Linked DNA regions of Homo sapiens: regions 1 and 3 are each linked to region 2. A link is a contact called in ENCODE Hi-C or POLR2A ChIA-PET data. All regions are on one chromosome and are shown on one strand. The core of a region is the stretch at or near the end of the contact, and the rest is flanking DNA. Distances in the headings are between cores, read along the strand shown. Region 1 holds the start of FAM210A (family with sequence similarity 210 member A). Region 2 holds the start of RAB12 (RAB12, member RAS oncogene family). Region 3 holds the start of MYL12-AS1 (MYL12A and MYL12B antisense RNA 1).

Region 1 (2,836 bases), core at 87-2,586, 5.1 Mb after region 2:
TCTGTAAGACCTACACTTTTGCAGTTGTCAATATTCATGTAATGAGATTAATTCTCAACTTACCTCATTTCATATAATAACAAATACAAGCAGTCATCAGAAATTGATGGGTCATCCTTATTTGTGAAAAATAGGCCTCATTCTTGGTTCAAAGTTTGTAACCTCAAATGGGCTAATGCCCACAATTTAGAAGTGATTAGATTGGAAAGCACAACGCTGCAAATGCTGCCTTCCCCAAAGCCAGGTCTATTCATTAATATACCTGTGCCTACTGACAAGAAGGAAGGCTGGTAAAGCACATTTTCAAAGCTGTTTTAAATGGATCAATTTTGGTAAAGAGTAATTCAAGACGGATTGTAAATCTGATCAGTTTTACAACCTTGGAAGGTGGGGACTTGACGCACGACGTTAATATGCACACGCTTCAATAATCTATCCACAGGTAGTTTTGACCCTGATCTCAGGTTGAAAGTCCTCAACTATGGAGCTTTCGAGTTTCAGTACAGTAGGCGCTTTCACTCCCCAGTAGAAATCTGGGGTGATGGCCAAAAAAAGTGTGTTGTCTCCCCCAAACCACACCATGCCAAGTTCAGCCAACGCAGACTAATGCATCCTTAGGTATTTGTCAAGAAGAGGTATAGGCGGTCCCTTTTCTCAGAATCTAACAGGTAAGAATGGCCTCTTGTGGCTTCCCAAACACGGCGGTAAGGACCAGTCTGCCAGTCCCTAATAAGAAATTGCTAATTTTAAAAACCATTCCGAACGCGGGCGCTTCCGGGCCCCTCTTCAACTGGCTTCGGAAGAAGGGGGGAGAACACGGTGAAGGGTTACAGCAAAGGAGGCTGAAAAACAGTCCCAAAGCAAGATTTGCCAGGACACTGGCTCGACCCGGAAGGGCGGGGGGACCTCTCTCGGCCGCCGGGGTCTGTGGGGTCGGCGAGTGTGGACGACCCGTCTGGCAGTCGTACACTGCCACAGCCCGAAGAGCGGCGCACGCGGAGCAGTTGCCGGGTTCGCGCCGCGAGTCAGCTCCCGGACACACGCCCAGGGTTGAAGGTGCCCTCTAGACCCCTCCCGCTGCCCCACAGAGGCCTGGGCCCATGCTACCTCTTAGGACGCTGGAGCCGCCGCCGCCGCTTCCCGCCGCGCAGGCTGGACCACAGCTCCTCGGATGCCACGGCGGTGTCACTCAGCAGAGCAGCCCGACAAAGCGTGGGTCCGCGTGCAGGAACCCGCCGGGCTCAGCCGGACGCTAGCCCCCTGCCGCCCCCGGCCCCGCCAGCCGCGCCCACTAGCAACGTGCTCGCGACCTCCAGTGCCCGCTCAGTGAAGCTTCTGCATGCCGCGCGCGGCACGTCGGGACTCGTAGTTCCGGCGCGGAGGACGTGCGTCGCGGCACTCTCGCCTGACCGTCTCCACGTGACTCTCGCACCTCCGGAAGTGACGTAAGCAGACACGCGTGGCGCGGGCCGCCGTTTCCGCAAACAGAATCGCGTTTGGCTGTGCTGGTGAGTGTGACGGCTGGAACTCCGGCCCTTCCTTTCTTTGTGTTTGTCCCTCGGCCGCCGTGGAGGGGTGGAACTGGCACTCCCACCCCTGACATGGGCTCACTTCGCATTAGCCCTGTGCTTCACTACCCAACGCGTGGGTCTATTGCCTTGTGTCCTCAGTCCCAAGGAAAATGGGAACTCCTTGGGGTGGGCGGGCGCTGTTCCTCCTCCAGACTGGGCGAGCCCGGGTGGGAGAAGCAGCTCGAAGAGCTGCTCCAGCTCGCGCCCCAGGGCCGTGCTGGGGAGGGGCGTGGGGTCCGCAGGTTTGTCTTCAGCGGCGCTTCGGAAACCTGAACCAGAGGTTGAGTAACAGGCCGCGCTAATGACGGAGGGGGTGAACTTGGCTGGAGAAGTCCCTTCTCGCCTCTGTGCGTCCTCTCGGGCCCCGTGGTAGAGGGTCAAGCGGGCGGGTCGGGACTTAGAGCTTATCCCGCTTGGGCTTTATCCCGGCGGCCCTGGCGGCCTGCTCGCTCGTACCCTGAGGAGCTGAAATGACGCAGAGACATAGCTTGCTTCGGAGGTGTGACTGGAAAGCCGGGTCGAAATGTTCGTGTGGTTATTTATCGCGTGTCCATCTCCATGTCAGTCGACCACCTTTCGAAGGTTTCTTGAAGATTCTGAGGGACAGCTCTCTTCCCTATGGAGTGTTTTCATTATTCCACTTTGAGTTTGGTTTGGGTTTTTTTTCCCCCAATTTGTTAAATTGATACATAGAAGTTGCACATATTTGCAGGTGCAGGTGATACTTTGATACATGCATACAATGTGTAACGACTAAATCAGGGCAATTGGGATATTTGTCATCTCAAACATTTATCTTTATGTTGGGAACATTCCAATTTTTCTTTTAGCTATTTTGAACTACACAATAAGTTATTGTTAACTGTGTCCACCCCACTGTACTATCAGGCACTAGATTTTATTTCTTCTGGGGTTTTTTGTACCCATTAACCAATTTCTCTTCTTCATCCCGCTCCTCTTCCTGCTACCCTTCCCAGTCTGTGGTAACCACCAATCCACTCTTTACCTCCATCAGGTCCACATTTTTAGCTCCCACATGAGTAACAACATGATATTGTCTTCATGTGCCTGGCTTATTTCAGTTAACATAATGACATCCGGTTTCATCCATGTTGTTGCAAATGACAGGATTTCATTCTTTTTAATGACTAATATTCCATTGTGTATATATGCTACATTATCTTTATTCATCTGTTGATGAACGCTTAGGTTGATTCCATATCTTGACTATTGTGAATAAACTTGAGACTGCAGATATTTCTTAG
Region 2 (2,700 bases), core at 106-2,605:
CACTGCACTCCAGCCTGCGCAACAGAGCAAGGCTGTCTCAAAATCAAAACAAAACAAAATGAAAGAAAAAGAAAGAAAGAAGGAAAGAAAGAAAGTAAATTCCGTGATGGTAAGTGATGGATCTGTGTTTCAAATAATATAGAGGGATCATATTTTACATATTCTCAGAATTCATATTATAAAGATCCCTACAGTGACTGCACAGTTAAGAATGCTCTCATAGATGTAAACTTCCAATCTACACTGTGGGCAACGCTAGATTTTTACAAATCAGGTTTGCTGTGTAACATATGCGTGTACTGTGCATTACTAAACCTAGTTCTAAATACAGCACAGCTGAAATTTTGTGGGTAACGTGATCATTCGGCAAATGTTGCCAGCCCCTATCATATTCAGAACCCTGTGTTCTGAGATGCTCAAGTTCAAGCTGAGGAATTTGCTAAACAAATCTCTGGCAAGGAATCAGCAGTGATTTTCTGTATCCTTAAATCCTTCCAAACAGAAATGGCAAAACATACGACCCGAGTCCATAATTCCTAAAGTTTCAATCTTCTCGCACTGTTTGAGTTTTAACTCGCTTATTCCCCCAAAGGAGTATGCCATTTACTTAATTTAAAAATTAAACAGCATAAAAACTTCTGAACTCTGAGTGAGACAGCGATCAGAGTTAAAAATAACTGATTTCGCGCGTTTCCGTGCAAAATGGGAGACAGACGTGACGGAGAGAGACCGAGCAGTGCCACGGCCCGGTAGAGGGTGCGGGGGCTTGCACCCGCTGGTGTTTGTGAGAGAGCGCTGGTGTAGACGCGAACGCAGCGCAGGCGGCCCGGCGGCGCGGCCTCAGGTCGGGGCCTTTCCAGCGTTCCAGCTACACCGAGCGCGCGGGGGCGAAAACATGTGCATGGTGTTTGGGGACTGTGCGCATGGGAGTGTTTTCACTGTCAACCAGGGTTCTTTTTCTTATTTTGAACCCATTTTCATGATGCACCGGAATGCTGAAGTTCAAAATTGCCTACGGAGAATTTTAAGACTAAAACCACACTAAGTTTCTTGTGTTAACTATAAATGCGGGTCAGAGTGAAAGCCGAGTAGGGAGGAGTGAAAAGGGGGAAAAGGGAAGAGATAAGAGGAAGAAAAGATGAAAGAGCCGGCGGAAGAGGGAGGGAAGCGGGGGCGGGCAGGCGAGCAGAGGCAGGGAAAGAGCGGCGCGGGTTGCGGGAAAGCTCCGCGCGCAGTACCCAACCGAGGCCCGGGCGCGCGGTCCTCCCGCCGGCAGGGGGCGCCCACCCGCCCGCCTCCGGCCCCTCGCGGCCAGCCGCCCCGCCCGCGCCTGCGCTTCCTGCCCCTCCTCGTCCGGGATGCTGCTGCCGCTACTGCGGAGTAGCTGCTTCCCTTCCTCCTCTCCCGGCGGCGGCGGCGGCAGCGGCGGAGGAGGAGGAGGAGGGGACCCGGGCGCAGAGAGCCGGCCGGCGGCGCAGTTGCAGCGCGGAGCCCACGGGCCGCCGGGGCCGCTCCAGCGGGCGGAAGCCGAGCCCGGGGCCGACCCCCCGCGCGCGGCGGAGGCCGAGGGGGCGCCGGGGCCCGGGGCGCGCAGCCGGGGGGCGGGCGGCGGCGGGCGGCGGGCCGAGCGGGAGCCGCATGCGTGTATGGATCCGGGCGCCGCGCTGCAGAGGCGGGCCGGGGGCGGCGGCGGTCTGGGCGCGGGCTCCCCGGCGCTGTCGGGCGGCCAGGGCCGCCGGAGGAAGCAGCCCCCCAGGCCGGCCGACTTCAAGTTGCAGGTCATCATTATCGGCTCCCGCGGCGTGGGCAAGACCAGCCTGATGGAGCGCTTCACCGACGACACCTTCTGCGAGGCCTGCAAGTCCACCGTGGGTAAGGGCGCCACGGCGACCCTGGGCCGGGCCTCCTGGCGCCCGGGCAGGTGCCCTTCGCCCCGTGGGCTTCGAGTCTCATCGAGCCTGGGAGTCTTTCGGGGATGGGCCTCTCGGTGAAACTAGGGGCGGGGGTCTCCTTGGAGCGCCCTGCATCCCAATCCCAAAGCCTGGCAGAGGTTTTCGTGCCGCCTCCGGGCAGACCTGCCCTTGGCCCCCGGCCCTGCCTCAGAGGTCCTGGCAGCCCCCGGGGCCTGTGGGGGCGGCTCTCCACGGAAACTTCGGCCCTTAGCATACTCGCCCAAGAAAAAGCTGGGTTCGAGTGGAGCGCAGGCAGGCAGGGGAGTGAACGCCTAAGGCCGCTCTCGCCCGGCCCGCCAAGGCCAGCGCGCGCCGTCTGCTGCGGGTGTGATCCCTGCGCAACCAGGGCAGTTTTCTTATTTTGAACCCATTTTCAAGAAATGAAGTTTAAAGTCACCTATGGAGAATGTTAAAACTAAAACTACAGTAAGTTTCTCGTGCTAGCCGTACGTACGGGGCAGAGGAGCTTCAGCTGTATTTATCCATGACCTCAAACAACCCGGTGACTGGCGGGCATGGGGTTGATTCCTCCAGTACCGCTGTTTTCGGTGAGGGACAGGAGTGAAGTAAGTACAGGAACGCTCCAGGGTCAAGGAGGAAAACAGCCGTGGATCTGAAATGGAAACTGCAGGGGAAATTTTTTTAATTAAGTCATGCTTAGAGGACTTGACATTGAGATTTCTCAGTTGGATGTGGGTAGCAGTTGTTTCTATGGAAAACCCCTTAAAAGATGTCCAAACTAGGAGAA
Region 3 (2,794 bases), core at 230-2,729, 5.3 Mb before region 2:
GCGTTTAGAGCTGTGCTGCTGGGATGGCGACCACCCCATCAGCATCATGTGTGCTTACCAGAAATTCGAATTATCCTCCACCCCTTACTCACTGAATCCTGATACCCGGTTTTGAGGCTCAAAAATGTTTTTAAAAGCCCTGTTATTATGCGTGCTACTGTTTAAGAACTGCTACAGAGTGCTGAACACAAGGTCCCTCTCTTCTAGGAATTTCTGATCAAAGATTTCTAGAATATAAACTCCCTAAGAGGCTTTGAATTCATCTCTCAGCATCCGGCACATGTTAAGGCAGTAAGAAGAGTTCAATAAAGATTTGCTATTAGATTGCCGATCCTCCACCATCCTGAAGTAATGCTATTTTAGTAATGCTAGATGAAGTAATGCTAGATTACCTCAAGGTGAGGGAAAATATCCTGAAGAACACAGCCACAAACACGATCTAGAACAAAACCTGAAAAACGTAGCTTTGTGTTTTTATTTGTGTGTGCATGTATGTGTGTGCGTTGCCATTTTCTTGATAAAGGAAAGCAAGTAGTTCGAATAAAACTTTCTTGTGGCCAAAAGGGGAATCAAACAGCCGTAGGCTGCGGCCGTAGCCTGATACGGCCGTAAACCTTATGAGGGTAAGCAGAGAGGAGTAGGTTAAAGAATTTAACTCGGGCTGTAATGCGGTTTGAAAAGAGAAAGGGATTCTGGAACGGAGAAGAATCCGCCCAGGCGCCGCCCTCACCTTCTCAACATTACATGAGACGAACCCTAAAACCTGTCTTGTCTGAAATTCAAATTTAGAAGAACTGTACTTTTACTTGCTACATCTGGCAACTCAGGGTTCGGCGCCAGGGGACCCCAAATCCTAGGCGGATCGCGCCCCGCCTGGGTCAAAGGGGACCCCAAATCCTCGGCCGATCGCGGCCCACTCGGGTCAAATTCCAGCGGCCTGCCCAGCCGCGCCCAGCGGGCCCAGGAATGCGGAAGGGTGGCGGAGCTACCAAAGGAGCGGGGGACGAGGGCCGGGCTGCGGACGACCGCCGCAGCGCAGGCCGCGATATCGCAGCGGATCGGAGCAGGCCGGAGGGGCAATTAAGACCCCGGCCGTGTGCGTCCGGCCTCAGCAGCCCCGCCGCTCGGCGGACACGCAGACCCCGCCGGCCCGGGCGCGAACACTCAGCGCACCCCCGTTCCACTTGGTCCCGCCGCGCCTTCCGGTGCGCCTTCCGGTGCGCCTTCCGGTGCGCCTTCCGCTCCGCCCCTTCAGGCAGGAAGTGTCGGCGCCGCCACTGTCCGGCCACAGCCTAACGCTCTTCGCTGTCGTTTGTGGTCTCGCGCAGGGCGGCCCCGGTTCTGGTGTTTGGCGTCGGGTGAGTCGCGCTCGACTCTGCTCGCGAGACCCCTCGGGCCGCCGTCTCCGTACCCCCGCGCCCCCTCCCGTCGCGCGCCTGCGGCCGGACCCCGCCCCAGGGCGGCCAGGCGGCGGCAGGACCTGTCAGACTGGCTGAGAAGGGGGCGCGGGGCCGGAGGTGGAGGGAGGAGGGTTGGCGGCGGGAGGAGGGTTGGTGGCGAGGCCCTGGCCCGGACGTCCAGGGGCCGGGAGGCTGCAGGCGATGGAGCCGGTATGGGGAGACGCCCTGCTGGAGAAGTGGCCGGGTCCCGGCCGTGCGTGGGCCGGCCCTGCGCCACCTGGGTGACCTCAGACACCTGGGCCTTGGACGGCCCGGCTGCCCGGCGGCCAACGCCTGCCCTCCCGGCGCCGCGGCGGGTCCTGGCGGTGGATTGGGGCCGACCCGGGCGTGTTCGTGTGGAGCACCTGCCCTGTGCCCAACACTATCCTAGATGCTTTGGAGGGTGGAGGAGCCTCCTGTTGCACGGTCTTGCCTAAGGTGAAGCCTCCAAGGAAGCCATTAGCATGCCGGTAACCGAGTGTGTGGTTGATACGGGCTCAAATGTGATGATTTACATAGAGTTGTAATTCGCTCAGTGTGTCTTGCATCTTGTAAAGGTTTAGTTTATTCGTGTTGATTGAAGAAAGGACCATTAACAGAAATAGGGAAAGGTTACTTGGAAAAGAGTCGTGACCTCACTGAAGGCCTTGGATTCAACCTTAAGAGGGAGAACTTAGCGTTTCCGGCTAGATGTGTGGGAGGTGGTAACGAGCAAAACTCAAAAGCTGGGAATTGTGTCCTGTGAAAAGCAGGCCGTGGGGACACCGGCGGGTATGGAACAGAACTGTAATGACTAATAGTCGGAAATAAGGGTAGATAGGTAAGTAGGACCTTCTTATGGATGTCTTGAAAACTTAGGAGAAAGAAAAGATTATCTAAGAAGCCATAGAGAGTAATTTTGGAGTCTTCACTAACGGAGTAATAAGAAAGGGATGTTTAGAGGATTCGTTTGGCCGCTTTAGTTTAAGGTAGATTTGGAATGGTCTTTTGGTAAGAGAAGAATCAAAGCATTTAGAATTCAGTAGGACCTGATAGATTACCTTGTGAAGGCTTTGCGTTTTATAACTGAGGAAAGTGAAACCCAGAGAGGTGAGGTAATTTGTCGAAGGTGGTGGACCCTCCTGGACTTTATAACTAAGAGCACTTTTGAGTGCTTTAGGCTCTTTTGAGTGAAACAGCTTTTATGATGGCTGACTCGATGTTCGTTTATGCTTTGATGAAACTAAGCTTGAACAAGATGAACTGCAATTTCTGAAGGACAGATGTCCAGACAAGAGTTGCTAGGGTTAGGAAAGAACAGGATTTAGAGCCCCGACATGGGGCTAGTTTTCCCTTTCTCCCAAGATTCAAAGGCT

Evidence for each region. A loop is a pair of places that touch in the nucleus more often than their neighbours do. ChIA-PET counts read pairs that join two places held with the same protein, here RNA polymerase II (POLR2A). Pooled maps may share reads with other maps.
Region 1: a loop to region 2 is called in a map of CD4-positive, alpha-beta T cell, with 20 times the contacts of the local background. The contact joins the promoter of FAM210A here to the promoter of RAB12 in region 2. A Hi-C loop is called at or near these places in 2 of 168 maps with a recorded cell type or tissue (CD4-positive, alpha-beta T cell and CD8-positive, alpha-beta T cell) and 9 of 50 pooled maps. POLR2A ChIA-PET finds 5 or more read pairs at or near these places in 1 of 52 experiments (naive thymus-derived CD4-positive, alpha-beta T cell).
Region 3: a loop to region 2 is called in a map with no recorded cell type, with 6 times the contacts of the local background. The contact joins the promoter of MYL12-AS1 here to the promoter of RAB12 in region 2. A Hi-C loop is called at or near these places in 1 of 168 maps with a recorded cell type or tissue (CD4-positive, alpha-beta T cell), 3 of 37 single-sample maps with no recorded cell type and 7 of 50 pooled maps.

The regions. Positions count from the first base shown.
Region 1 is chr18:13,725,222-13,728,057 of GRCh38, forward strand. It overlaps FAM210A (family with sequence similarity 210 member A), which reads right to left and starts at 1,337. Exons shown (of 4, transcript NM_152352.4): 1 at 1,108-1,337. RNMT (RNA guanine-7 methyltransferase) reads left to right here and starts at 1,452. Exons shown (of 12, transcript NM_003799.3): 1 at 1,452-1,508. RefSeq lists an enhancer at 515-1,440.
Region 2 is chr18:8,608,082-8,610,781 of GRCh38, forward strand. It overlaps RAB12 (RAB12, member RAS oncogene family), which reads left to right and starts at 1,356. Exons shown (of 6, transcript NM_001025300.3): 1 at 1,356-1,872. The coding sequence starts at 1,359. RefSeq lists silencers at 1,184-1,413, 1,844-2,143 and an enhancer at 2,594-2,643.
Region 3 is chr18:3,260,880-3,263,673 of GRCh38, forward strand. MYL12-AS1 (MYL12A and MYL12B antisense RNA 1) reads right to left here and starts at 1,480. Exons shown (of 4, transcript NR_130145.1): 1 at 1,174-1,480; 2 at 393-451. It overlaps MYL12B (myosin light chain 12B), which reads left to right and starts at 1,254. Exons shown (of 4, transcript NM_033546.4): 1 at 1,254-1,358. RefSeq lists an enhancer at 650-699 and a silencer at 910-1,799.